Regions from separate parts of the Homo sapiens genome. Here region 1 is linked to region 2. Evidence: read pairs that join two places in POLR2A ChIA-PET (ENCODE). Cell type or tissue: CD4-positive, alpha-beta T cell. All regions are shown on one strand. Each heading gives the region's core, and the rest is flanking DNA. Links, peaks and the distances in the headings are about the cores only.

What was found. ChIA-PET counts read pairs that join two places held together with the same protein. Peaks named below come from ENCODE experiments on the same cell type or tissue, not always from the same donor. Only the 100,000 strongest peaks of a DNase experiment are listed, where the experiment ranks them.
Region 1: POLR2A ChIA-PET joins it to region 2 with 6 read pairs; 15 of 35 experiments call an interaction of 5 or more read pairs at or near these places.

Annotation. Positions count from the first base shown.
Region 1 is chrX:130,168,662-130,183,499 of GRCh38, reverse strand. RAB33A (RAB33A, member RAS oncogene family) reads right to left here and starts at 11,538. Exons shown (of 2, transcript NM_004794.3): 1 at 11,180-11,538. The coding sequence starts at 11,437. RefSeq lists enhancers at 6,849-6,918, 11,001-11,955, 12,765-12,814 and silencers at 12,075-12,154, 12,325-12,384. In CD4-positive, alpha-beta T cell, for the core only: no CTCF peak of the experiment used is centred there; no DNase peak of the experiment used is centred there.
Region 2 is chrX:130,072,870-130,087,707 of GRCh38, reverse strand. It overlaps ELF4 (E74 like ETS transcription factor 4), which reads left to right. Exons shown (of 9, transcript NM_001421.4): 2 at 6,169-6,452; 3 at 12,956-13,127; 4 at 13,567-13,659. The coding sequence starts at 6,378. Among named protein-coding and RNA genes, the nearest start is that of ELF4, 30 kb to the left of the region's middle. RefSeq lists enhancers at 881-1,050, 2,625-2,884, 4,605-4,654, 5,085-5,314, 5,465-5,614 and a silencer at 7,559-7,853. In CD4-positive, alpha-beta T cell, for the core only: a CTCF peak has its summit at 5,381; a DNase peak (open chromatin) is centred at 5,217; H3K4me3 peaks cover 1,401 bases; H3K27ac peaks cover 1,570 bases.

The sequences.
Region 1 (14,838 bases), core at 5,293-7,792, 95 kb before region 2:
CACTGCAAGCTCCGCCTCCCAGGTTCACGCCATTCTCCTGCCTCAGCCTCCCAAGTAGCTGGGACCACAGGTGCCCGCCACCACGCCTGGATAATTTTTTGTATTTTTAGTAGAGATGGGGTTTCACTGTGTTAGCCAGGATGGTCTCGATCTCCTCACCTCGTGATCCGCCTGCCTCAGCCTCCCAAAGTGCTGGGATTACTGGCTTGAGCCACTGAGAATTTTTTTAAAACAGGAAAAACCTAAATGCTCATCAGAAAAGGAATAGCTAAAGTTCATGTCTATACAGTGGGGTCAGGTACAGTGGCTCATGCCTGTAATCCCAGCACTTTGGGAGGCTGAGGCAGGTGGATCATCTGAGGTCAGGAGTTCGAGACCAGCCTGGCCAACATGGTGAAATCCCATCTCTACTAGAAATACAAAAAAAATTAGCCAGGCCTGGTGGTGTGTACCTATAGTCCCAGCTACTCGGGAGGCTGAGACACAAGAATTGCTTGAACCCGGGAGGCGGTGGTTGCAGTAAGCCGAGATCGGGCCACTGCACTTCAGCCTGGGCAACACAGTGAGACTCCGTCTCAAAAAGAATAAACAAAAATGAAAATATATCCGTACAGTGGGATATTATGCAGCCATTAAAAATAATGTTTTCAAAGACTAAATTGTAAGAGAAACGCTCACAAAATACAAGTAAGTGAAAATGCAGAATACAGAATTTTTCTTTTTTCTTTTCTTTTATTTTTTTTTTGAGACAGAATTTCGTTCCTGTTGCCCAGGCTAGAGTGAAATGGCACGATCTCGGCTCACTGCAACCTCTGCCACCTGGGTTCAAGCAATTCTCCCACCTCAGACTCCTGAGTAGCTGGCATTACAGGCATGTGCCACCACGCCCGGCTAATTTTATATTTTTAGTAGAGACGGAGTTTCTCCATGTTGGTCAGGCTGGTCTTGAACTCCCGATCTCAGGTGATCCGCCTGCCTCGGCTTCCCAAAGAGCTGGGATTACAGGCATGAGCCACCACGCCCAGCCTCAAAAGTTTTCATATGCTATGGTCCCAGTTTTTTTTAAGAAACGTTAAACATAAACATATGCAAAGCACAGACTGGAAGTGTACACATCAGAACATTAATGGTTATTTATCAGCAATGAGACTATAGTGATATTTATTTTCTTCTTTTTAAATATTTTTCCATATTTTCTTCTACAAGTATGCATATATATGTTATATATATTACATATATGTTATATATAGTGTATATGTTATATATATTACATATATATGTTATATATATTGTGTGTATATATGTTATATATATGTGTATATATATATATATATATATATATTTTTTTTTTTTTTTTTTTGTAGAGACAGAATCTTGTTATGTTGCCTAGGCTAGTCTCGAACTCTTGGCCTCAAGCAATCCTCCTGCCTCGGCCTCAAAATGTGCTGGGATTACAGGCATGAGCCACTAGCCTGAATAACTTTTTAAAGAAAACAAAGTTAGTATTAAAATCTCACCTTCAAGCCCTATTTATTTATTTATTTATTATTTTGAGATGAGAGTCTTGTTCTGTCGCCCAGGCTGGAGTGCAGTGGTGTGATCTCAGCTCACTGCAACCTCCACATCCTGGGTTCAAGAGATTCTACCACTTCAGCCTTCTGAGGAGCTGGGATTACAGTCGTGCGCCACCATGCCCAGCTAATTTTTGTATTTTTAGTAGAGATGGGGTTTCACCATGTTGGCCAGGCTAGTCTTGAATTCCTGACCTCAAATGATCGAGCCTCCCAAAGTGCTGGGATTACAGGCGTGAGCCACCATGCCCAGCCTCCAATTTATTTTTAAGTTCACTTTTTGGTTATGTAAAAGGAACTTAATTCACTGGATTTTTCTTCTGTATCTCAGCTTTTGGGATAAAGGCCAAATTATGAAGAAAAAGCTGCTATCTGTAACATATGCAAAGACATAACTCCCAGGAGATATACATTCAGCCCAATCTATTTCCCTTTATATATCCAACGTCTTGGACAAGGGAGATTCATGCTCAGAATGATGGTCCCAAGGCCCTATACAATTCTCAGTTATCAAAGAAAATTTGATTATGGCCACTAATTGACTGCTATGGCTCTTAAAACGAAGTATAGCCTTTATTTGGAGTTAGCAGTCAGTAAGTATAATCTAGTAAATATAATTGAATCTGTCGGCTGAGTGAAGATTTTACAGGGCCCTAGAGTCATCATTCCGAATATCAGTTTTCATTGTCCAGGCTCCCCGTCATCTCCCTCTATTGACACAGCTTCCAAGTTCCTCTGGCAAGACCTTCAGATTGAACCCTTCTTCTATTCTGATTTCTGTGTCCCTCGGCCCTCGGCCAGCCTCTCCTCTCCTCACTCCTGGACTAGAGCAAAGTATTTTGGATTGTGGATGTTTCCATTGCAGGGTCTCCTGAACACTGCTCGCTTGCTTGCTTTTTTTTTTTTTTTTTTTTTTTTTTTGAGATGGACTGTTGCTCTGTTGCCCAGGCTGGAGTGCAGTGGTGCAATCTCAGCTCACTGCAACCTCCACCTCCCAGGTTCAAGCGATTCTCCTGCCTCAGCCTCCCAAGTAGCTGGGATAACAGGCGTGTGCCACTGCGCCTGGCTAATTTTTGTATTTTTAGTAGAGATGGGGTTTTGCCGTGTTGGCCAGGCTGGTCTCAAACTCCTGACCTTAGGTAACAAAAAAGTGAACTTAAAAATAAATTGGAGGCCAGGGCGCAGTGGCTCACGCCTGTAATCCCAGCATTTTGGGAGGCTGAGGCGGGCGGATCACGAGATCAGGAGATCGAGACCATACTGGCTAACACAGTTAAACCCCGTCTCTACCAAAAAATATAAAAAAATTAGCTGGGTGTGGTGGCAGGTGCCTGTAGTCCCAGCTACTCGGGAGGCTGAGGCCAGAGAATGGCATGAGCCCGGAAGACGGAGCTTGCAGTGAGCCGAGATGGTGCCACAGCACTCCAGCCTGGGCAACAGAGCTAAACTCCATCTCAAAATAAAAAATAAATAAATAAAAATAAATTGGAGTCTGAGTATAGTGGCTCACTCCTGTAATCCCAGCATGTTGGGAGGCCCAATCACTGCCGATCCACCTGCCTCAGCCCCTGAAAGTGCTGGGATTACAGGCGTGAGCCCCAGTGCCCGATCTCTGAATACTGGCTTTCTGACTAGCTTTAGTCAATCCCTGCTTGTATCAGCATGCCATTCACCTCTTCAGGAAACGACTGCAGCCCTCTACTGTATGTGGCATCACATGGATTCCACATGTGGAATTCTGTCTGCCATAATTTGACCCTTCCCAACCTGGTTTCAAACTACTCAGCTACACCTGGTTGATTCCCTCCTCTGTACTTTGGGTCATGCTAGTCCACTCCTCCCCTATAGAATCAGCTGCCCCCTCATTGCCCTATCCAAATCTCACCCATTCTTCAAGGTTAAGCTCACGCCTCAGGCTTCTTCCTCAAACCTTCGCCAACTTCCCTTCAATTCTCTTTTCTTAGGAATCTCTGTTGCACTTTGAGTCTGCATCATACCATTTTGAATAGATTTATGTTTTCTAATTGTCTCGTCAGTGCTCTTGGCATCTCTCCAGCAAGACTGTAAGCAGTCTTTTTCTGCATCAGACCACACTCGTCACTGAGGTTGTCATCATCATCATTATCAGCAGCAGACACATTATCAAAAGGCAGTGATGGCCTGAACCACTAAAACTACAAGCAGTCTGGCATCCTAGATATGTGCCAAGGGGATTTCAGAGAGAACGTCTGACTGTGATCACACAGAAAAAACATAAGTCCTCAAAGACTGATTTGCTTCTGCAAGCAAGAGACAGAAAATATTTTCATTTCTTCCACCTCTCCGTGGTGTTCCGAACAGGAAGAAAGGGAGAGCAGACCACAGGAGGAATGGAGGTCAGTAGGAAGACAGCAGGCATAGCCCAGGAATATCATTACCACTTGGCTCCTGATCCCCACTCCCCCCACCCCCCAGGAGTCTTCACTCTTGCCTTTTGCCTCTGAAGAAGTCTGAATCCCTACCAGCCCTCAGGCATGTGGCAGATGCTTTAACACCATGAGCTCAGGACTCTAAAAATACCTGCCACTAGCAGGAACACGGGTGGGAGTGTGTGAGGTGTTTGAGGCTGAGTGAGGTTGGCCATTTGGCTTTTCTTTGGCTTCATAATTGCGTATGCCGCCCAAATTGCCGGAACTGCCAGGAGGGCCCTCTCTGCTGGAGACCTCCTCTGTCTTTCCAACACTATTGGGAGCCTTGAAGCTTTTATTTGGAGGCTCCGAATTTAAACTGCAGGCACTGCTCCCTTCCAGCTCTTTGTAAACCCCACCCTGAGTTCTTTGCAGACGTGTCTGTCGTGAGAGGGGAGCCAGGAAGCAGGCTGCTCGCAGCAGAAAATAGAAGAACCAGTGGTGTGGCCTCAGAACCATCAGAAAGGAAGATCACAGCAGGCAGGCTCCCTAAACACATGAAATGATCTCATTAAAAAAAAAAAAAAAATCGCCGGGCGCGGTGGCTCACGCCTGTAATCCCAGCACTTTGGGAGGCCGAGGCAGGTGGATCACAAGGTCAGGAGATCGAGACCATCCTGGCTAACGCGGTGAAACCCTGTCTCTACTAAAAAATACAAAAAATTAGCTGGGCGTGGTGGTGGACGCCTGTAGTCCCAGCTACTCGGGAGGCTGAGACAGGAGAATGGCGTGAACCTGGGAGGCGGAGCTTGCAGTGAGTCGAGATGGCGCCACTGCACTCCAGCCTGGGCGACAGAGCAAGACTCTGTCTCAAAAATAAATAAATAAATTAATTAATTAATTTTAAAAAATCAGACATGGTCTCGCTCAGTCACCCAGGTTGGAGTGCAGTGGCATGATCTCGGCTCATTGCAGCCTCAACTTCCCCAGGCTCAGGTGATCCTCCCACCTTGGCCTCCCGAGTAGCTGGGACTACAGGCATGCACCACCACACCCGGCTAATTTTTGTATTTTTTGTAGAGATGGGGTTTCCCCATGTTGCCCAGGCTGGTCTCAAATTCCTAGGCTCAAGTGATCTGCCCACCTGGGCCTCCCAAAGTGCTGGGACTCTAGGTGTGAGCCACCACGCCTGGTCTCTTTCTCTCTCTCTCTCTCTCTCTTTTCCAGACAAGATCTCATTGTGTCACCCAGGCTGGAGTGCAGCAGTGCAATCATGGCTCACTGCAGCCTCAACCTCCTAGGCGCAAGCAATCCTCCCTCTTCAGCCTTCGGAGTAACTGGGACTACAGGCACGCACCAGCACACCCAACTAATTTTCATATTTTTTTTATTTCATAGAGATGGGGTCCTCCTTATGTTGCCCAGGCTGGTCTGGATCTCCTGGGCTCAAGCAATCATCCTGCCTCGGCCTCCCAAAGTGCTGGCAAGCCACCTTACCTAGCAGTGATCTCATTTTGTTTGAGAGTTAGGTGTTCCTTTCTCAGCATCTTCATAAACCCCTGGCCCCTGCCAAGCAGTGAAAGCATCTCCTTCCTCTTTCGCAGCTGCCTCTCCTCTCACCCTTTCCTCCTTTCCTGTGGGCACCATATCCATACAGTGGATGGGGGTGAAGACTGCCTCTTAGCCACAGCCACATACATGTACCCCAGATCCTTGTTTCTGTCAGATGGCCAATGGGGTATAGTGGAGTCAAATCAACTTGGGTGCAGATCTCGGCCCAAGTCATGTTAGTACATGACTTGTTAGGTGTCCTTAGATAAGTTAGGTGTCCTTAGGTAAGTTACTTTCTCTGACTTCAGTGTCCTCATCTGGAAAGTGATGATAACAATAGTAATCAGGTAGGGATGCTATGAGGATTAGTAGTCCTTGTAAGTATGTGACCCAGTGCCTAATATACACTCTCCCTTCTTTCATGGCCTGAAACCTCCACCATTAAGTCTAGATGGGCAACAACTTGAGCAAGCACTGTTGGAAAGGCAGCAAGCATCCCAGCTCTTCTGCTCAGAAGCTGAGTAAATGCCAGACAAGTCTTTTAACCTCCCTGAACTGAGCCTTGTTTTTCTCATCTCTGCAATGGGACCTTGATCCTCCTATGGTTGCTGGGATGATCCAGTGAAATAACACATGAGAAAGGACTTTTGGAAAATGTCAAGCACTCTGCAAATATTAGTTGTTGCTCTGGTCTCAGAAAGGCCATCAAGCCCTCTCCTGTTGGTATGGTTCCTTGGGTCCATTGGTCTCTCATCCTGGAAATCACAGAAAGCTTGGCTTCTCGAAGGTGAGACAGAGCTAAAGGCCATCCAGTGGGGAGGGGGTGGAGAGAGGAATACTGGCAACATGCCATGGGTGGCCGGGGGCAGGCCCGAACTGATGGGGTGCTGGAGGAGGATGGAGGGGCACAGCATGGGGAACTGCCAAAGAGATATCTAACCTTTTGAACTATTTTCTGGGCGAGCTTCAGCAAGCCCCCAACCCCCTGCATGTGCTCTTAGCTGACAGGGGGATTTCTTTTCCCTAGGAAACATTAACTGGCATCTTTCTATAGATGAGGCATGAATGTGCTTTTGTTGGAGGCCGATGGGGGAGGGTAGAAGTGCAAAAAAAGGAGACAAATACATCTGTAACCTCTGGAGCATGCCCCAGTGGATGATGGGAAAAGTTTAAAAGAAACCTGTTTTCAACTAGCTGGACTGTCCCATCTGCATCTAAGATCCACACACAAAGCTGACACAGAGAATGGCAAAGGAGGACAGAGACAAAGAGAAACTCACACACAGAAAGAAGCAGCAAGGGAGACAGAGAAACTTACACTGATGGATAATTAACCATTAAGTTAACTGGCAGAAGATAGAAGCTCAGAAGCCCTAAGGAAGAAATGATGTCATTCTGACTGCAGGCAGCTTCCAAGGAACACTTAGCTCAGCCTCCATCCACTTGATAATGTAACACAGGAAGGTATTTTTTTTCCCCCAGTGATCAGTAGAGGAACAGAAACTCACAGTCCTGAGCTGTACCTGCCCATAGCCACAGCTGACCTGCAGTTTGTCTTGTCCCCAGGGCTGGGGCACAGGGAGTGCCCAGCCTGTGGGAGGAACCAAACTATTATAGACAGAAGTGAAGCTTCCATGCAAATATACAAAGAATGATTCAAAAATTAGTTTCTTAGCCTCCCCTCTACTACATACCCTCCCTCTCTACACACACACACACACCCCTATTCGGCATTTTCCAATGCATTTAGGAGACAGACTCAATAAATTTAGCTACATCTGTAGGTGACAGACACATCATAGTCATTAAGGGAAGCTCCACTCTTCCTTTGGGGGCTGGGGGATGCCTCCACCCTTCCTAGGCTGATGTCAGGAAAGACTGTCAGCTATCTCTTATGATGTCCCTCTGGATTCTTGTCATAGGTGGCCTTGTGGGTTGGATGGACCATGGAGCTAGGCTGGAGAGAGGATTTTGTGCCAGGCAGCATGATGTGTGGAAAGAGCACCAGAAAGGGAATTAGGAGACATGAGTTCTAGGCCTGGCCCTGTGTGATCTTGGGCAAGTCACTTTCCCTCTCTGAGTCTCAGTTTCCTATCTGCAAGAGGAGGACACTGGATCACAGAATCTGTAACATCTCTTTTATCTCTGAACATTTTCTGCATCTCACACCTGAGTTGAGATAATCAAGGTGCAAAAAGTAAACCCAGGGCTCCCGCCTGTAATCCCAGCACTTTGGGAGGTCGAGGCAGGTGGATCACCTGAGGTCAGGAGTTCGAGACCAGCCTGGCTAACATGGTGAAACCCCATCTCTACTAAAAATATAAAAATTAGCTGGGCATCATGGCAGGTGCCTATAATCCCAGCTACTCAGGAGGCTGAGGCAGGAGAACTGCTTGAACCCAGGAGGCCGAGGTTGCAGTGAGCTGAGATCGTGCCATTGCACTCCAGCTTGGGCAACAAGAGTGAAACTCCCTCTCAAAAAAAAAAAAAAAAAAAAAGTAAACCCAGTTGAGTTCTGTGTGTCCTGGATACAAATTGAAGGAGACATCTGAAAGGCTCCTGGGGGCCTTGGGCTATAACCCTAAGTCCCTGGCCTAGAAGAAAGAGCAAGACTGGCTGCCTGGCATTCTATCTCCCCCTGTCAAACTCCCCCAATCTAGGGGACTGAATATTGTCCTGTAGAGTGAAATGCAGTGGTAAAGGGCATGGTCTCTGAATCTGGGTTGAAATCGTGGCCCTGTAACAGGAAAGGTAGGATAGTGAGGTGGCGAAGTGCTTGGGCTCAAGAGTCAAAGGCTGAAGCTCAGATCCATGTGCCACTGGGTTATTTCATCTCTCTTAGCCTCAGTCTCCTTATCTATAAAATGGGAATGATAACAATACTGCTGATTTCATAAAGCTGCTGTGAGGAGTAAATAAGATAATGCATGTAAAGTGCCTAGCCTGGGCTCTTTGCTTATTCAATACATAGTTGTTATTATTATTATTATTATTGCCTACTCATTGGAGGCTTTTCTTGATGTTCATACAATTGAGTTCATCAGGACTCAATTGTAAATGCTTTGATGGGGTGAGGGTGGGGAACATAATGATTGGAGACAGCAAATGGGGCTTCAATACCCTAGGGATGGCCTTGATAATTAATTACAGTGTGGCTCTAACTACACCAAATCAGTTGTCCCTAGCAGGGGTTCATGTATGTGCTACCCCGGGACACAGGCAGGCAGCCCAGAAGAGGCCACACCCTTGCTCTTAGACTGAGAAGAGCTGGCTGAGACCTCTCTACCACTCTCCTCCAAGGGCTGGTATGTTACAGCCCAAAAGCCTTCTATTGCTGGCCATGGTCTAGGCCAGACCTCGGACTGTCACACTGGACTTTTCTCTCTCTCGCAAAGGACGAAGCCCTTGGCAGTCATCTCCAAGCATGGCTTTGGCATGTATTCCTTGAACAACTTCAGGCTAGCCAGAGTGCGAGGCCAAATCTTCTCTTATCTAGATCACGTGCTAGCCGCCAGGCTCTGCCATCTTCCCACAGACATGCTGGTCTCTCGCCTGCCAGCATGGTCCTGAGATTGCAGCAGCTTTACAAGAAGCAGGGTCACCATCTCCCCACTCCCACACGCCACTCTGAGCTCCTTTGGAATCTGCCCTCAGAGGACTCCTCCATGAGCAGTGTCACAAGGCTTTGTCCCCTTGAAAATATCATCTTCCCCAAAAAAGCCTGTATTAAGCACTTATCTGCACGTGGTGTTGTGCTGAGCTCTGTTTCTAGTGAGTCACACTGTCACAGGCTCTGCCCTCTGGGAAAAAGTCTGGAATCTTTGCCAGAGACTGTAAAGTCCAGTTTGGCTAAGTACTGGGGTGTTAGAAGAGAAGGAATAGTTTAAAAATTCCTTCAAGGCCACTGGGTGGTGACTCTTCCACTCGTGTTCATCTGTCATCCCTCACTTTCTAGCTTCTTCCTCCCTCCTTCTTTAGATTCCCAAACACTTCATTTTTTCCATCTAAATTTCAGATGGACTTATTTCCCACCTTTTAAATCCAGGGAACTCTTTGGCTCACTGTAGCACTTGATTTTAAGCAAATGGGAGCATTAGGTTTTTGAGGTTTAAGAGCCCATCTGTAAAGATATTTCTACTTTGGATTACAAAGTCATGTTTTAGAAATTCTAGAATCTTATAGCCTTACATTAAAGAAGCTAGACACACTAGAGGAAGTCTTAACCAAGCAAATGTCAACAGCCCCAGGAAAGGACAGAGACAGATACCGCCTTTGACTTTAAAAGGAAATGTAGCACTTCCCTTCCAAAATGCAAGGGGCAAAAAAGATCACGATTTCAAAATAATGTTCTATCTTCCTACCCTGGGGCTCTCCCTTATCAGTACTGAGCTGTCCATCTTCCTGACATCTAGTGAGTTGGCCTAGTTTCTGAAGCCATTTTTAGAACACGTTCATTTTAATAATCAAGGAGTCAGGAGTCTCGCACAGTTTCAAGTGTTTCATCAGTTTCATCAGTTACTCAGCCCTTCTCTCCACGTCACTCAGAGGAGGGGCCTTGTGGTCACTTTGGCAGTTTGACCAGCAAGAAGGAGGCTTACTGTCACCCCTGACTCTGTCTAAGGTCCAACCATACGCTCAAGGAAAGGCCAGCTGTGAGCCTAGAGGAGTTGTCTTCAGTGATCCCAGTGCCTTTATAGAGGCCCCCCTCTGCTCCCCATGACACAAGAAGTTGCCCTTGTTATGTCCTCCCTCCCGCCATCCCCTGCACATTGACATATTCCTGTCATATCAGGTTTCTACCTTTTCTGAATTAAAGGTGAGCACAAATGGTCAGACAAGAATATTTGCACTTAGCCTATTACATAAACTCATGGAGGGGGAGGATTGAACATTCCCCTGGCCCTCGGTTAAGTCACTGCATTTTTACAAAGACCTGAAGACAATACCAACAGAATGAATAAGGAGCAGTTCATGTATTAGATGCCCCAGACAAGTAAAGAAGATATCATTCCAGGGGGGCTGTTACAAAAAAACAAGTTTTGTCTATTACGAAGGGCTGGACCCTGCCTCAATTTCTTTAAAAGGGCTCATGGCTTTCTGCCAGAACCACCCCACTCCACCGCCATCTCAACTCAGCCCTAATTTTTTAACTATAAACTGCAATTTAAAATAAAGCAGCTTTTTCATTCTCCATGGATTTCCATCATTTCCTTCCCTCTAACGCCTTGAGGCTTAGCCAAAGTGGGGTTTTGCAGCCTATCGGCACCCAAGCAGTAGAAGAGACATCAGGATGTGTAAAGTGCTTTGGGATCCATCCCAGAGACTAGGACCCACAGATGCCTCCTGCCTCCCTCTGCCCACAGGTGCCGCTGCTCGGGGTAGGGGTCATGGATGGGAATCCAACATGCTTTTCCTGGCAGGACCTGTCAGGCAGGGGCTAAGGGTAAGAATGCAACCCCATTCTCAACCGCCCTAAAAAACTGAGTGAAGTGGGGACGGGGCCCCGCTGAGAGAGGTGAAAAGGGGTGAGGAGGAGCCGAGGGTCCTCGGCTCAGCAAGAGGCGAAACCGCCACGCGCTGGACGCTGGACGACGACAACCGCTAGAGCTATGCCTCGGGCGAGGTCCCCTCCCGGGTCCCACCCTTCCTGGACCTGACCCCCTGGATCACCTTGATCTTCTCGCCCTCGATTTCCACGGTCTTCTCCCTGAAGTCCACGCCGATGGTGGCTTCAGTCTTGTCTGGGAAGGTACCCCCGCAGAAGCGGAAGGTCAGGCAGGTCTTGCCCACGTTGGAGTCCCCAATCACGATTATTTTGAAGATGCGAATCTGCACGTACTGGTCCAGCGACGAGTCGAGCTCCAGGGACGCCAGGCCAGCGGCCGAGGCGGGCTGCAGGCTCCCATGGCCCAGGATGGGCTGCGCCATCTCCCCCGGACCGAACCGGGGCCCCAACCCCCCTTGAGGGCTCCACACAAAGAGAACGTCCACGTTCGTGCGCTCGAGGCGAGCGAGCTCTGTGCGTGTGTGTGTGCGCGCGTGTGTGTGTGTCCGCCCGTGTGTGCGTGCGCCGGCACCGTGTGCGCGCGCGCGCGTGAAGGGGGTGCCTCTCACTCCGGGCCCCCCTCCTCCTCCTCCAGCGCACCCTCCTTGCAGCTCGGAGGCACCAACACAAAAGCCAGGGAGAGGAGGAGAGAGGGAGGAGAGTGGACGAGCCGCGAGCCTTCTGCCTGTGTGCGCCCTCGGACCGGATGCTCTGGCGAAGGACCCTACCGCGCTGCTCCAGCCGCCGCCGCGCCTCGGCCCACACCCTCCCCTGCCTGCATTCCCGGGACGGACCCGAGGGAAGAAGCCTCAGGAGGAAAGAGACGGGGTGGGGACAGCGGCACACGCCACCCCGGGATAGACTTCTTTCTCCTTGCCCCCGTTTATGTTATAGGTTTCGGGCTCCCCACCCCCACTGGCTCGAGCGCACGGGGTCAGCGGGCAGGGAGCACAGCTGGGGAGGACAAAGAGCTGCACCTTAAGACATCACTGGATCACTTCGGCCTCCCTGGAGCAACGCAACTCTGCGGGGATGGGGTGGGGGCGGAGGCACCTCTTTCACCTCGGGAGCAGCGGGCAGCTGAGCCGCGCCTTCCCGGTCCCCGCTACCCCGTCCCCTCTACCCCCACCCTCTACCCGACCCGCGCCTTGGGATAAAGGGATGCTCTGTCTTAATGAGTGAGCAGGTGCACTCGCGGGCCCCAGGCAGCCTGGGAGGCCGCTGCCAAGACACGCAGTGGGTTGTCCGGGGCCTGTACAGCTGAGAGGAGGGAGCCAGCGGGCACGCGTGTGCGTGTGTAGGGGGTGTAACTGTTTCTGTTACAGACTTGCCAGATGTAGGGGGGCGCGTACCAGGCGCCAACATCCCCTTATCACACCACGCGCACCCATCCTCTGAATGTTCAGGAGAGCGGCTCCTATTGGCTGCCGCAGTCGGTTGTGTTTGGCTGGCCAATGGGGAAGGCCCGCCGCGGGAGAGGGCCACACAGAGGCTAGGAGAAGGGGGGGAAGCTAGTGGTGGCAGTTCCAGCAAAAGGGGACTTTGTTTACGGGGCTAGCCATTACTGGCCCAGGTGGAGGATCTTGGGACAATGGCATAAGCTCCACAGTGCCTTCCATTCCCAAGCCCTCCATATAACCATAAGTCCCTCCAGAACGCTGGAGTTTCAGAGGGAGTTGGGAATCCCTAGGAGGGTTCACCTCCCCCTGCAGCTGAATGTAGAACAAAGTGGTTGGGTCTAATTTGCCAGAAGCCTAGATTATGCTTGGAAGATGATAAATGAACACAACCTCCTTACAGTATTAGGGGGCTGCTGCCCAAAGCTTACTAATCATCACACACATCTTGGTCAAGACCAGTATTCCTTCTCCCTAAAGTCATTCGCGGGTTCAGAATTTGTTTGAAATCGACTTTACTGGGGGTACAATTTACATACGATAAAGTGCACCCATTTGTTTCTTTTAAGACTTTACCTCTCCCCCTACATATTTCATAAGCTAAGGTAACACTGACACATGTCACTAGCACTGACTCGTGAGTTATTGCTAATGCCATCAAGGTCAGGGATTCAAACAGCACAGTTGAGCTGCCATCTTATTTGGGAGGTTGAGCTGCAGGAAGAGACAAACATGACCAAATCCATTTCTGCTGAGAGAAAAACAATTCAGTGCATCAGTGATATACCTGAAAGCAAATTGGAATGTGACTACTCAAGGACGTCCAAGTTACTCAGAATGGCATCTTCCAGTTAATAAGTTTATTAGCTGAGCTAGCAGATATATTTACAGCTAACCCTTTTATCATATATGTGGGTCGCCCATTTCTAAAACCCTACATTATACTACTCAGCATTAAAACTACCCAGATAAGGATTTCCTCTTAGTTGGCTAATCCAAAATCATCCTTATGAATACCAATTTTCATTGTATTATGTATCAATCATCATTGTACAGTATTTTTGGTTTTGATTAGTCTGATGCCTAGTTTGCTGGATCGTTCCCCTCTGTATTGGAAGTTAATGCCCCTGATGATCTTTATCTACAGAATAGCTTTAAGGTGGAGAGGGGTAACTATTAATTAGGTACATCCTGTACACAAAGTAGAAAGGGGCTTTGCCCTTTGCCAATTCACAGCTAGAATTAATGCTAACTTCCTGAGAGATATTAAAAAAACATATGTACATAATAAGATTATTTCAATGTAAGCTTCTAGCAAAAACTTGTCACTGAGTCTACTTTTGTAAGGAAGAAACTTTGATTTCTGAAAATATGATATCTCAAAATGGGCTTCTTGCCCTAATAAAAGGTGTCTGTTACTTCTGTGGGGTGAGACTTTGGGGGATTTCCACTTATATTTTTTGGAATTAATTCAATGAGTATATATTGCTTTTGAAAAAAGATAAAAATATAATTTTTAATTAAAAGGACAGGAAAACTACCTTATTGTACCTATTGTAAAAAAATTAAATGTACTGTACAATGCCCTTTGTGTTAATTGTGCATTATTAAATTACTTTCAAATACATGCAGTTGTTTTCATAGGTACCTGATTATCATGATTTTGACAGTGTTTTCCAGTCTCTTTTGCCATCAGATATAATTAACTTTGTATTTAATCAATCCATGATTATTGGTTTTTACAAATATCAATAAAAATCAATGCAAGGCTGTTAAAATGTTAAGTAAATATAAATAATTTTTACCTTACTTTGGAATTGATACTTTTTTTTTTTTTTTTTGAGATGGAGTCTCGCTCTGTCACCCGGGCTGGAGTGCAGTGACACAATCTCGGCTCACTGCAAGCTCCGCCTCCCAGGTTCACGCCATTCTCCTGCCTCAGCCTCCCAAGTAGCTGGGACTACAGGCGCCCGCCACCACGCCTGGCTAATTTTTTTGTATTTTTAGTAGAGACGGGGTTTCACTGTGTTAGCCAGGCTGGTCTCGATCTCCGGACCTCGTGATCCGCCCGCCTTGGCCTCCCAAAGTGCTGAGATTACAGGCATGAGCCACCGTGCCCGGCCTGGAATTGATACTTTCAATATTTATCCCCTGGCCTAAAGTGATCCACCCTCCTCGGCCTCCCAAAGTGCTGGGATTACAGGCATGAGCCACAGAGCCTGACCATATTTTCAATATTTATCCAAAGGAGCTCTAGATAAAATGTCACCCATTGCCTGCACTTCTGAACACTGATCTACTCTGCTTAATGGGTAAGGGAGCCCTGGATCATCTTCACCACATAATGACTACTTCCTAGGCCTGGCACAGTGGCTCACACGTGTAAT
Region 2 (14,838 bases), core at 4,139-6,638:
TCACTTGAGGTCAGGATTTCAAGACCAGCCTGGCTAACATGGTGAAACCCCATCTCTATTAAAAATAAAAAAAATAGCCGGGCGTGGTGGCACACACCTATAATCCCAGCTACTCAGGAGGCTGAGGCACACCCTGGAGGCGGAGGTTGCAGTGAGCCGAGATCGCGCCACTGCACTCCAGCCCGGGTGACAGAGTGAGACTCCGTCTCAAAAAATAAAAAAAGAAAAACACGTTTCGGGCTAACAGAGAGCTTTTGCCTACATTAGCTCATTGGCCTTTTGCAACAACCCCTTGAGCTAAATAGGAGATCCCTGTTTTACAAAAGAGGAAAGTGACCTGCCTCAACCCCAAGGCAGAGCTGGGGCTTCTAGCTGGAAAGCCGATGATCTTAGGATCTGCAGGGGCTTCTGGGGGCTCTCCTAGGCTGGAGCTGGCAGACCGTTATACTGGGGTTTAGTGGCTGCCCCACACTTGGGTTTCTCCCTTTTCCTGCAGTGGGTTCTCCCGTCATTGGCTTAGTGCCACTGTCCTGTGCTTCGTGCATGAAGCACTAGAGATGGTGATGTGGTGGCCGCAGGCACTTCCAGGGGGTGCTCTTTTGGCCTTCTCAGAGCAGCTGGGGAAATAGGTTCTCTTTGTCACTAACCCTCCCCCTCCTCTTCCTCCCCTATGGGGCTTCTGTAGTGTAGTGCTCTTTCTTGCCACATAACCACAACCCAAAGTGCTGGGGCGGGGTGAGGACAGGGGATCCAGTGCGCTGCACCAGCCGCAGCAGCCTGCTCCTCCCTCCCTGCCAGGTCCCCAGCCCAGGCAAGGAGTCAGCCCCTTGCCACCCAACAACTGGAACCCTCCAGCCCCACCCTGTGTATTCTGGAGCCAGTGGGGTCCACCGTCTGGAGCTTAATGGGGCCCACAGCCCCTGTTGCTCTCTGGGAGGTCACCTGAAACTCATCATCTGGATGAACGCTTTTTAATTTTCAAAGTGCTTTTCCACTGCCATCTTTATTCACCCGAGACTCCCTGGTGAGCACCTGCTAAGCCTGGATTACTCACAACCCTCACCTGCTCGAAGGATGACAGAAACCACAGCCCAGAAAGATGGCCGACTTTTCCATGGTCACACATCTTGCTAGGATGCAGCCAGAACGCCTCCCTCCTCCTCCCCGGCCCTAGGCAGTCTACACTGTGGGTGGGCTGTGGGTCCCCTGGAGAAAGAGGAAAAAGCATCTCTTTGCCTGGGACCTGCCATCTAATCACTCCTCCTCTGGGACAGATCAAGGCCTGCAAAGAAGGTAGGGGAAGAGGCGAGCTGAGCAGGGTGTGAGAGCGGGGGCTGTAACTGGGGAAGAACCCTGGGCCCACCTCACCATCAGAGTTGGGAGAAACCCTATGCTGGAATCAGGTGGTGACAGAGGAGCAAGGAAGGAAACTGGGTTTCTTGTAAATAAGCACAGAGAAACCCCAACCAACAGAGCTTGCAAAACCTTTCTTTTTTCCCTCCCTCTTCCTGGTTTCATCTCAAATGGAGTGGCTGGTAGAAAGAAAGGAATAGGAGAAAGAGCTGACAAAATAGCGGTGACTAGGGCCCCTTCACTGGGCATTTGCTTAAGTAGGAGGGTTAGCTCACTCATTGGAGTCCAGCCATAACTGGACTGAGGTTTGGGGTTCAAGTCCTGTGGATGGGTGAATTCTGCTCTGTTCAGGACTACAGACTGGATATAGTCCTGACTCTGGCCTTCTGTCTCTTAAATCCACGCCACTGGTCACATGGTACAGCAGGCAGTTCCCTGCTTGATGACTATTCGCCTGAGGACGGGCTGTTTTTCAGTCGAGGGTACAGCTGTTCCTGGGGTAGTTTCCATTTTGCTTGTGGTTGTGGGGGAGGGGTGTTGAGGGAGTGGGAAATGGCATGAAGGAAATTGTCACTTCCTTTCCAGAGAATTCCAGAAAGGTTTCATGGAGGATGAGGTATTTCAGGAGTGAGAGCTGGCTCCAAGGGGACAAGGAACCGGAGAAGGAGAATTGTGCTTTGTGGCCCAGCTGACCATCTGGCCTCCATGTTTCCTGGCATGTGCGAAAATGCCACGGGTGTTACCAGCAATTCTGTGAGAGCCATTGGCTCAGCTGAAAGGGTGTAGATTTAAACTCACTCCACGGAGACTGTGGACGTGGCTTTCACATTGGGGCTATTTCCTGTAAGGGAGGCCCAGATGAGTGGTTGCTGGACACTGCTTGGTATGTTTCAGTGACAGCCCCAGGAAGGGTCTGTGCATCTAAAGGGGGCCGAGTTGTGACACAGGAGCAGCCCAAACCACTTCTATTTTGCTTCGGTTTTGAAATGCAGTCAGAGCCACAGAGGTGTGTATTTGCAGGCCAGGAGGTCGGCGCCTTTGCCTGCACACTCCCTCTTAAGGTCCATACACTCAGAGGGCACCCAGGGGCACATACTTTCTCGCAAAGGCTTTGCTTTTGGCCCAAGTAAGACAGGCGCTGGGAGTCAGAGACCCTGTAGGGCCTCAAAGGGTGTGAAGGGAGTGGAGCTCTTGCCACCCTGCGAGGGGACTGTGACTGGAGCAAGCTGTGAGCTGTGCAAGCATGGGGCAGGGTAGGGGAATTCACCACCAGTTACTAAGGGTTCACAGGCTCCTCAATTCCCCGAGCCAAGTGTCCGTGTGTGCTCCCTGATTTGTCTACTTGCTGGGGAGGCAGCATCCAGGGCTCTAGGCTACTGAAGCTGCGTCCCAGCCAAAGGGCCCACTGGAGAAGGGAGCCCCTGGTGGGGGCCTCCCTGGCCCACAGGGCGCACCTCCTATGATGGTGGCATCTTTGGTTTCGGGTTCCTGGGAGAAGGAGGTTATTTTGAAGGACTGAAGGGGGGGTTCACTCCTCTGCTGGGGAGAGTGAGTGAACATGCAAATGAGCCTCTCTCCACCTCTCACTTTCAAATCCTCAAACATCTCAAGGGGGAGGGGGAAACTTTCTGGACTGGACGGTTAGGGCGGATGGTTTCTCAGCCTTGGCCAAAAGAGTAGGACAGCTACTTCCTCCCCCTCCACCCCTTCAAGACCTTAGCTTCAGGCTCAGGGTAGACGATCACCAGGATGAGCCTCGGGTGCTGGGTATAGCTTCACAATACCTCACAATCCCGAGGCAGCAAAGCCTGCACCCACCAAGTCCTGGATTTTGCTACCTCAATATGTGGACACAGAAAAGAATGCCCTGGGAATCGTCTCTCTTTGATTTCAAACCTCTCTGCATTGGTGACCAAGGATTCCATTCAATGCAGTGCAGGGCCCTGGCTGCCTCCCTCCCCCACCAGCTCCCTGGCACATGGACTTTGGGGGTCTCATCCCCGGGACCCATGGGCCACATATCTAGCTGGGCCTGGCATTCTCTTCCTGAGAACCCCACCCCCATCTTCAGCACAGCCACTTCCAGCCAGCATTAGCTCAGGTTTGTCATTCTCACGAAGGCAGCTGAGGCTGGCCCGGAGGAGGAACTGACAACTGAGCTTGCGGCTTTGCTGGCCAGACCAGGGCAGCCCTTTGACACACAGAGGCTCTCGTGCACACGTCTCCACGCTTGGGACACATGCACACACCCTGCACACACATATACCTACAGTGCGCTTGCACACCCACAACCAACGCAAATAGCGCACCTGGGTAAATGACAATGCAAAAACATACAGAGGTCACCCCAGAAGGTATGCACATTTTGCTCATTCTCGTGTAAGGCAGAGTACGTGACACCTACCCGCATCCACCGTATACAGATAAACGTTGCCCAGAAAACACACCTCACAGATGCTGACTGACCCATACCACCAATCTATCCATCCATCCATCCATCCATCCATCCATCCATCCATCCAGCCATCCATCCAGCCATCCACCCACCCACCCATCCACCCATTCATCCCTTCATTCATTCCACAAACACAAATTGAGTGTCTGTTACATGCCATACATGATGCAAGGTGCTAAGGTTTCATCAATGTCCAACACAGTTGTTGCTGCCCTCAAGGAAGCCCCTGTCTTATGGGGGAGGTAAGGAAGGTACATAAAAGTAGCCCAGGCAGACAGCACCAGCAGTGAACTCGCAAACATGAAATCCTGATCTGGAAAGAAGAGATGAGCAAGCCCGAAGGGAAGGGCTACAGCGAGTGACCTTGGGGGAAGGGACACACACAGGAGTTTCATGTTTAGACAAAGTGGGATTAGGTGAAAGTGATCACCTTTAATTTGATTAGTATGAGAATGTTTCCTGGGGGCAGGCAGAAGGCCTGTGGGAGGGCGGGAGCTGCTGTGGAATGCAAGCCTTGGGGCGCTTAGGCTGGGGGGGCAGGGGGGACAGACCTTCCAAGCATAAATGGCCTTGGGAGGCTTCACAGACCAGTGGAGAATGGGTCGCAGGCAGGGTCTGGTGGGGGTGGGGTGGTGGTGGGAGGAGTGAACCTGGGGCAAGGGCTGCAGTTTCCCAGGCGCCTCCTCCCAGTACTCAGCCTCTCACTCGTCCAAAGGGAAATTCAGACCTGAGAGGTTGAGTTGAGCGACTTCTCCCGACTTTTTGTTGGGGTGGGTGGAAAGGTGTGGGGGTGAGGGTGAGGGTGGGGGTGGGGCAAAGGCACGGCCAGCCCTGTGGGCTAACGGAAAGGAAGTAGGAGAGGCCTGGGTGTCTCCTGTGGGGGAGAGCGGTCATCAGGGAGGTCACCGTGGTCCCCCTCCCTTTCCTCCCCTTTGCCCCTCTCTGAAGTTCCTCATTTCTTTCCGGGCCAGGATAAGGTTTGCCCACCCCGGCACTGCCAAGGGAGTGTCAAGGAGGTGGAGTGCAGTGTGTGGCTTCTGCTATGGTGCATGGACACACCCACACGCACATCCACACACTCAGAACCGAGCCCAGGGGACCAAAGACGTGGCGCCTGGAAGTGGAGAAGCTCCAGTGATGGGGTGGAGGAGCAGAGCTGGCTGGCGAGGAGGGAGGTGGGAGGGCTGGGGCTGTGGGAGGCAGGCCTGGGTGTGACCACCCACAACACGCAGATGAGGCGCCCGGGCACTGACAGCCCTGAGGAGTGGCGACAGGGGGAACAAATGCAGGCCCGGACGCCATGTGACACCGTGAGCGCTGAGGGCACGTGGGGCGAGAGGAGGTGTGTTTGGGCTGCGGCAGACACAGAAGATTTCCTGGAAAAGGGGCCTGAGCCAGCCCCAGAGGATGGGGAAGGTTCCGCCTGCCCCTCCTCCAGTCGGGGCTCTCCTCACCAGTTCCCAGGGTGACAGTTCACTCTTGAAACTGAAAGCAAAGCTAAACCAAGAACACAAACCCACACACAGCACAGAGGCCACGCTCTCTGGTGGGTGGCGGCGGTAGTGGTGAGAGGGGGGTGCTGACGAAAACAGGGTATGTGGCCCACCTGTCCCCCAGTCTCCAGGCTCTCTGGAGGCTTGGCTCCATCTGAGAGTCCCATCCCTGAGAGCAGGGTAAGGCCACTGCTGGTCCTCACACAATACAACCCCCACAGCGAGGCAGGCATGGGTGTGACCACCCCCACTTCTTCCTCTGTAGATGTGGCCCCTCAAAGCTAACTGGCCCCCACTCCCAAGGTAAGATTAGGCTGACTTCACCTGGAGCCAGGCAGAGTCAGAAGAGCACTACAGAGTGGGTATACAGATACCCACAGGCCCCCACTCAGCCCCTCACACGATTCTTCCCCAAGCCAAGGGAGTTACAGGGATTCTCCATGCTGCTGCCTCGTCCACGAGGCCAGGCCAGGCGCCCTGACTCCCCCTGGGGATTAGTCTTCAGGGTGGAGAGAGCGCAAAGTTCCTCCATCTGGCAGTTTCTCCAGGGGAAGGGGAGGAGGCAGGGAGGGAGGCTGCATATCTTTGGGACTAGTGCGAGATGCCGATGCTGGTGACCCAGACGGGCACCAACACTCAGCCACTTCCCACTGGAGGCCATTCAGTTGACTTCCTCTCTCCTTCTTTCTTTCCCTGACCTCTTTCTTCTCTGTCGCTTTTCTTCTCTCATCATCCTCCCGTTTCGGCCACTCCTCTATTGGCAGTCTGCCTTAGCATGGCAGGGTCCCTCTGGTTCATAGGCAGTTCTGGCAACAGAGCTCAAGGAAGGTGACTTACTCACTGTCCCCATCTCTCCCTTCTCTCTAGGTCGCTCCTGTGGTTGGTCCAGCCCAGAATGCAGCCTTGAGCCTGGCTTAGGCCACCACCTACTCCAGCTCTCTCCACCCCCTATTTTACTGCAGCTCAGGGGGTAGGCTCTAGGCTCCAAAGTACCTGGGTATTGTCCCTTCATCAAGAAAGCCCCACAGCTCTGGAGGGCTCTGATAATCCCGTTGTCAGCTCTCTGAAAAGACAGCATGGCTATTACCCTACAGCCCAGTGACCTGATCTTTGAGTTCGCAAGCAACGGGATGGATGATGATATCCACCAGGTATGGCCCCAGAGAACAGAGCACAGTTAGCCCCTGTGGACAATCAGATAGACACAGACAGCCAGGCAGACAGCCAGGGAGCCAGCTGGCTGCACAGCTAGCCAATCAGCAAATATCCATCAAGCACCTACTATGCTCAGGGCACTGGCCCTGCTTGCCAGCCAGCCTGCGTGCCAGCCAGTCACTCATGAGGCTGGTCTGGAGTCACCGGGCAGTCATTTAGGGAGCTGGTTGCCCACATGCAATCATTGAGCCAGCCAAACATCTGCTAAGTACATCAGCTGGGCTGTTGGTTAGTCAGCAACATGGACCAAACGCATAAGGGGTACACTGACCATCAGATGCATTTTTCGGCCACTTCTCTTCTCTCAAAGTGTCACAGTGAGAAAGCTGTGGGGACAGCCACATAGCAAGAATGAGCACTGCCAGCTGAACTGTAGACTGGTGTCCAGGCCCTGACATTTTCAGAGTCGTCTTTTTGGCCCCAGCCTGAGGATTCAGGACAAGCTGGAAATGAGGTCTTTTGGTGGGAGGAAGTTGGAAAATAGGACAGGATTCTGGTGCTCACTGAGGTCCCCACTGCTCCATACCTTCCCTACACTGGCACGTTTTCTGTGCACTTAGATGTATGTACCCATTGAACGGTGTCCTGGCAGACTCATCACTACCCTCCATTCTCCTTCTTCCATAAAATGGAGAGAGAAGAGGCATCCAGGCACAGTAGAAAGAATGGAAGATTAGGAGTCAGGAGCCCTGGGTTCCGATCCCAGTTTGGCCACAATGTCACCTGAGCAAGTCCTGTCCCTTACCCTATTTTTTTTTTTTTTTTTTTGAAACGAAGTCTCACTCTGTCGCCCAGGCTGGAGTCCAGTGGCGTGTTCTCAGCTCACTGCAACCTCTGCCTCCCATGTTCAAGCCATTCTCCTGCCTCAGCCTCCCAAGTAGCTAGGATTATAGGCACTTGCCACCATCCCCGGCTAATTTTTGTGTATTATTAGTAGAGACCGGGTTTCACCATGTTGGCCAGGCTGGTCTCCAACTCCTGGCCTCAAGTGATCCACCCACCTTGGCATCCCAAACTGCTAGGATTACAGGCGTGAGCCACCACGCCTGGACCCCTATCCTATCTGACTGCTGTTTCCCCATCTTCACCAAGAGGCGATCCAACTGGATTATCTCCAAAGGGCATTCCAGTCTAACTCAGATGCTCTCTATTCTAAATCCTGTGAGGATGGAAAACTGTCCAATCTCTAGCTGCCTACCAAAGCCTGCCCCCTAGTGGCCTTTGAGCACTTTGAACTTTCCGTCTACCTCCTTGCCTTAAAGCAGCTCAATTTTATTGAACATATGTGGTGTGCCTAGCCTCGTGGAAGGCATCAGACAAGGAGAAAGGAAGAAAAATCTACCATACATGAGTTCTCAATGCTACTTGTCATTTTCCATTTGTTTCTAGTCCACTCAGCAACTGTTTCTTTTCTTCATAGAGGCTGTTTTTCACAGAAGCAGTTCTTACCTTCCAACCTATCCCTCCACCCTCAGCGGACAGCCTCTCCTCCAATCCACAGAGAAGCTCAAAGCCCAGGACGCCCTCAATTTCCCTCCCTTCTCTCTTTTTATCTGTAACATCTCCTGTTCTTGTTTCCTTCCCACTGGCCCAGGAGAAAGAAATGTTACTTTTCCTTGCAAGGGTGACTCCCAACCTCTGTACTTAATCTGTTCTCTCCTGCATCCCTTAAGACCTCAAACCATCCATCACTTCCTCTCTCTTGTATCTTTTATTTTTTATTTTTATTTTTTGAGATGGAGTTTCGCTCTTGTCACCCAGGTTCCAGCACAGTAGCACAATCTGGGTTCGCTGCCACCTCTGCCTCCTGGGTTCAAGCGATTCTTGTGCCTCAGCCTCTGGAGTAGCTGAGATTATAGGCACGCATCACCAAGCCCAGCTAATTTTTGTATTTTCAGTAGATACAGGGTTTCACCATGTTGGGCAGGCTGGTCTCGAACTCCTGACCGCAGGTGATCCACCCGCCTCGCCCTCCCAAAGTGCTGGGATTACAGACGTGAGCCACCGCGCCTGGCCTCTTGTATCTTTTAGACCTCAGATTTCTTTCCTCAACTTTGAACATCTTCAGGTGTCCCAACCCTAAAAGAAAACCTTCCCTCCCTTCTGCCCCCACCTTCAAAATTGCATCTTTTTATACCTTTTTAGTTCCTTTCTTCCCCCCAGGGTAGTCTCCACACTCTGTTTTTACTTTATTACCTGCCTTTCACTCTTTTTTCTTTCCTTCTTTCTTTTTTTGACAGGGTCTCACTCTGTCACCCAGGATGGAGTGCAGTGGCACAATCATGGCTCACTGCAGCCTCGACCTCCCCAGGCTCAGGTGATCTTCCCACTTCAGCCTCCCAAGTAGCTGGGGCAACAGGCACATGCCACTGCGCCTGGCTAATTGTGTGTGTGTGTGTGTGTGTGTGTGTGTGTGTGTGTGTGTGTGTAGAGAGAGAGAGAGTTTTGCTCTTGTTGCTCAGGCTAGAGTGCAATGGCACGATCTCGGCTCACTGCAATCTCCATCTCCTGGGTTTAAGCGATTCTCCTGCCTCAGCCTCCCAAGTAGCTGGGATTACAGGCGTGCATCACCATGCCTGGCTAATTTTGTATTTTTAGTAGAGAGGGGGTTTCACCATGTTGGTCAGGCTGGTCTCAAACTCCTGACCTCAAGTGATCTGTCCGCCTTGGCCTCCCAAAGTGTTGGGATTACAGGCGTAAGCCACCATGCCCGGCCTAATTTTTGTATTTTTTGTAGAGATGGGGGTCTCACAATGTTGCCCAGGTTGGTCTCAGACTCCTGAGCTCAAGCAATCCTTCTGCTCTCACGCCTCCCAAGAAGTGCTGGGATTACAATAGGTGTGAGCCGGTCAGGCTGGTGGCTCACACCTGTAATCCCAGCACTTCGGGAGGCCGAGACAGGCAGATCACCTGAGTTCAGCAGTTCGAGACCAGCCTGACCAACATGGAGTAAACCTGTCTCTACTAAAAATACAAAATTAGCTGGGCGTGGTGGCACATGCTTGTAATCCCAGCTACTCGGGAGGCTGAGGCAGGAGAATCACTTGAACCCGGTAGTGGAGGTTGCAGTGAGCCGAGATCGAGCCATTGCACTCCACCCTGGGCAACAAGAGGCAAAACTCTGTCTCCAAAAAAAAAAAAGAAAAGAAAAAGAAAAACAACAGGTGTGAGGCACCGCACCCAGCCCCTTTCACTCCTTTTAGGAAGCTACTTTTATTTTGAAATACATAATACATGCAAAAGGGTGCATAAATCATATTTAGATGTAGACATGTATTAAATGAACACCCAGGCCCTCACCACCCAAATTAAGAAATAAAACATTACCAGTCTCCTAGAAACCTCTGATACCTAACACTTAATGAGAGCTTAGTCTACGCCAGGCCCTGCTCTGAGTGCTTTATGTGTATTGATCTGTTTTAACAATCCTAGGGGGTCAATCATGTGATCACTCTCATTTTATAAATGGGGAAACTGATCCACAGAAAGGTTAGGTAACTTGCCCAAGGTCACAATGCTAGTGAGCAGCAGAGTTTGGTCTCAAGCCCAGGCACTCTGGCTCTAGATCAGCACAATCCAACAGAATTCTCTGGAATGAGGCCAGGTGCGGTGGCTCACGCCTGTAATCCCAGCACTTTGGGAGGCCAACGCAGGCGGATCACGAGGTCAGGAATTTGAGACCATCCTGGCCAACATGGTGAAACCCTGTCTCTACTAAAAATACAAAAATTAGCCAGCGGCGGTGGCCTATGCCTGTAATCCCAGCTACTCAGGAGGCTGAGACGGGAGAATTGCTTGAGCCCAGGAGGTGAAGGTTGCAGTGAGCTGAGATTGTGCCATTGTACTCCAGCCTGGGCAAGAAGAGCAAAACTCCATCTCAAAAAAAAAAAAAAAAATTCTCTGGAATGCTGGAAATGTTCTATGTTTGTGCTGTCCAGTATGGGGCCACTAGTCACACGTGGCTATAGAGCACTTGAAATGTGGCTAGTGCAATTGAAGAAATAAATTTTTAAGCTCTCCAAAGTTTTTATTTACCTCTAAATTTAAATAGTCACCCGTGACTAGTGGATATCATCATGGACAGCTCTAGATGCTGGGACCTTAATCACTATACCCAACTGCTTACCTCAGTCTGTCCTCACTGAGATCCATTGCAACTTGGCCTGGGACCCTAGCACTGCTCTGAAACTGATCTAGCCAGGGTGACTGACCATGGCCAAATCCAAAGGTCTTTTATCCATTTTTGTTTCTCTGGATCCCTCAGGAACACTACACAGAGAGGATCATTCTCATTCTTTTTGCATGGGAAAAAAAAAGAATTATCATCCACAAAACAGATCTTGAGACTAAACAATAACAACAAAAAGAATTAACATTCCCATGAAAGAAAATTTGGAAAATACAAAAAAGTAGAAAGGGGGAAAAAAATCATTCAAAACTCCATAATGAAAATAAAACTATGGCCAGGCACAGTGGCTTACGTCTGTAATCTCAGCACTTTGGGAGGCCAAGGTGGGTGGATCACTTGAGGTCAGGAGTTCGAGACCAGCCTGGCCTACATGGTGAAACCCCATCTCTACTAAAATACAAAAATTAGCCAGGTATGGTGGCAGGCGCCGGTAATCCCAGCTACTCGGGAAGGTGAGGCAGTAGAATTGCTTGAACCTGGGAGGTGGAGGTTGCAGTAAGCCAAGATCGTGCCACTGCACTCCAGCCTGGGTGACAGAGCCAGACTCTGTCTCAGAAAAAGAAAAGAAAAGAAAACTATGATTAACATCCTGGCATATTTATTTATTTATAGAGGTTTTTTCTTTTTAATTTTTTTTTAAATAGAGATAGGGTCTTGCTGTGTTGCCCAGGCTGGTGTGTGAACTCCTAGGCTCAAGCGATGCACCTGCCTCAGCCTCCCAAAGTGCTGGCATTACAGGCATGAGCCACCACATGCAGCCTCTATATGGAGTTTTTTTAAAAAAAACACATGCAGTCATACTGCTTTTTAATTTCGCTTTGCTTAATTTCAAAACACTTCTGTTCTCTAGGGGTTGAATTCTCATCTCAATTTTCTTATCTACTCCAAGGGATTGAACGACCACCAGCTCCCTTTTGAACTGTTAGACACTTATTTTTGACTCCCTGATAGGCGTCTCTATTTCAGATGTCCCAAAGGTACCTCAAGCTCACCACATCCAGACATTGTAGCCCTTATCTTGGTCCACAGCCTGCTCTTCCTCCTCCTGGGCCCTCCCTTGGCATGAGCAGTATCTCCATGTCCCTGTTGAATGAAGCTGGAAATTGAACCCCTCTCCCCCATCCAGGCAGTGACTGAGTCCTGACATTTCTACTTCTATAATGCCTCTGTTCTGTCTTCATTCCCACTATCATTGCCACAGACGGAGCCCGAAGATGTCTGAGCCCCTAACTCTGGCTGCGAACTAGGTCCCCAGCCCTGACTCTAGACTGAATCCCTCTTGTCCCCCGACTATAGGTTGAGCCCCTTGCCCTTGCCATCAGCTGGTCTATTCCCAATGGCCTTAGAATGAATCTAATCCTCATAGACTGAGCCCTAACCTGGCCACGGGTTAAACCATAACTACAACCAGTTAAAAATACTTGCCTGGCCGGGTGCAGTGGCTCACGCCTGTAATCCCAGCACTTTGGGAGGCCGAGGTGGGTGGATCACGAGGTCAGGAGATCGAGACCATCCTGGCTAACACGGTGAAACTCCATCTCTACTAAAAATACAAAAAATTAGACAGGTGTGGTGGCGGGTGCCTGTAGTCCCAGCTACTCGGGAGGCTGAGGCAGGAGAATGGCGTGAACCCAGGAGGCGGAGTTTGCAGTGAGCCAAGATTGCGCCACTGCCCTCCAGCCTGGGCGACAGAGTGAGACTCCGTCTCAAAAAAAAAAAAAAAAGCTTGCCCTTGGCTGGGCATGGTGGCTCACGCCTGTAATCCCAGCACTTTGGGAGGCTGAGGCAGGTGGATCACCTGAGGTCAGGAGTTCGAGACCAGCCTGGCCAACATGATGAAACCTTGTCTCTACAAAAACTATAAAAATTAGCCAGGCATGGTGGCACACACCTGTAATCCCAACTACTGGGGAAGCTGAGGTAGGAGAATCGCTTGAACCCGGGAGGCGGAGGTTGCAGTGAGCTGAGATCATGCCACTGCACTCTAGCCTGGGCGACAGAGCGAGGCTCTATCTCAAAAAAAAAAAAATGCTTAAAGGGCTGGTGGTGCAGAGCTAACCCATCTATTCATCAAGAACCCACTCAAAGCATCACCTAATGAGGCTGGACCCAGAGTTATATCATCCTATACAAAGGACAGTCCCTGATGAACCCAAGAATAAGGACTTGCACAGAGGGCCAGATTCTGGTAGGGAGGGTTTGCTGGAAGAGCTGGGTGGGTCTTGAATCACATCCCTGTCTTCTCCATAGCTGGAAGACCCCTCTGTGTTCCCAGCTGTGATCGTGGAGCAGGTACCCTACCCTGATTTACTGCATCTGTACTCGGGACTGGAGTTGGACGACGTTCACAATGGCATCATAACAGACGGGACCTTGTGCATGACGCAGGATCAGATCCTGGAAGGCAGTTTTTTGCTGACAGGTCTGTTCCCTTCCTGGGCAGAGAAGGTGTGGTAGAAAAAGGGGCTGTGTCTTTAGGGAACAGCAGCCCACAATGGCCTCTAGTAACCCCGTGCAGAATGGGCAAGTCCACCAGCCAAAAAGTTGTGCTGCTTCACAGAGGAGGGAACCATCTTAGTAGATTCATGGTCTGTGGAAGTGGGGTGGGACAATGAGGAGTGAAGACCAGCTGAGGGGGTGGAGAGTTAGGTAAGGAGGGGTGCTGGGCCCTTCCTGGCTGTCCCTCAGTACCTCTGGTCAGGGTCCCCTGTTTCTCCCTCACTTAGCACTCACTTCAGGGTCAGCCCGAAGGATGCTTACCACCATCCTTTCTTCGGGCTGGCCCTGATTATAGCTGTACCCCCTGCCTTGTGCCCTGAGGGAACTTTTCTTCTCTCCTCCCACCATGGAACCCGGACCAGATGACAATGAGGCCACCTCGCACACCATGTCAACCGCGGAAGTCTTACTCAATATGGAGTCTCCCAGCGATATCCTGGATGAGAAGCAGATCTGTAAGTTTGAACCCCAGTGCCTGAACTCAAGGCAACAAAATAATTCCATTTAAAAATATGAAATCCATGTATTGGTTTCTCAGGCATGTGTGCACACAGGTATACATGCACCACACCCACCGATATACATATGACTTTTATCTTTTTGTATTTTGGTGATGGGTTTATTTCAATTAGCACGATGTCCTCAAAGTCCATCCATGTTGTAGCACGTGTCAGAATTTCTTTCCATTTTCAGGCCAGGCACGGTGGCTCACGCCTGTAATCCCAGCACTTTGGGAGGCTGAGGCGGGTGGGTCACCTGAGGTCAGGAGTTCGAGACCAGCCTGACCAACACGGTGAAACCCCATCTTTACTAAAAATATAAAAACTTGCTGGGCGTGGTGGCGCAAGCCTGTAATCCCAGCTACTCAGGAGGCTGAGGCAGGAGAATCACTTGAACCCAGGAGGCAGAGGTTGCAGTTAGCCGAGATCGCACCATTGCACTCCAGCCTGGGTGACAAGAGCGAACCTCTGTCTCAAAAAAATAATAATAATTTATTTCCATTTCAGGCTGAATAATATTGGCCAGGGTGCCTTTCTCAGGCCCCTCTGCTCTTTTGCTTAGCTCCCAGGAAGACTGAGATATGCAGCATGTGGCTCTTTTAGAAATAAGTGATCCAGGCCGGGTGTGGTGGCTCACACCTGTAATCCCAGCACTTTGGGAGGCTGAGGCGGGTGGAATACGAGGTCAGGAGTTCGAGACTGGCCTGGCCAACATGGCAAAACCTCGTCTCTACTAAAAATACAAAAATTAGCCTGGCGTGGTGGCACATGCCTATAATCCCAGCTACTTGGGAGGCTGAGGCAGGAGAATCGCTTGAACCCGGGAGGCAGAGGTTGCAATGAGCCGAGATCACACTATTGCACTCCAGCCTGGGCAACAAGAGCAAGACTGTCTAAATAAATAAATAAATAAAATAAAGAAATAAGTGATCCTTGCCCATCCTACCAGGCTCCTAACTCCCCAGAGGGCCCCCAAGGCAGGCTCTTCCCAATGACCCCTCAGGCAGATGCACAGGAGGGTTCCCCCAGATTGCCTTCTCCCAAGGGGTGGTGTGGTACAGTGAGGGAAGGCAAGCCATAAAGCTGAAATCTGAGAGATTTCTAGTCCTGACTCTCACCAGTATTCATCCAGGA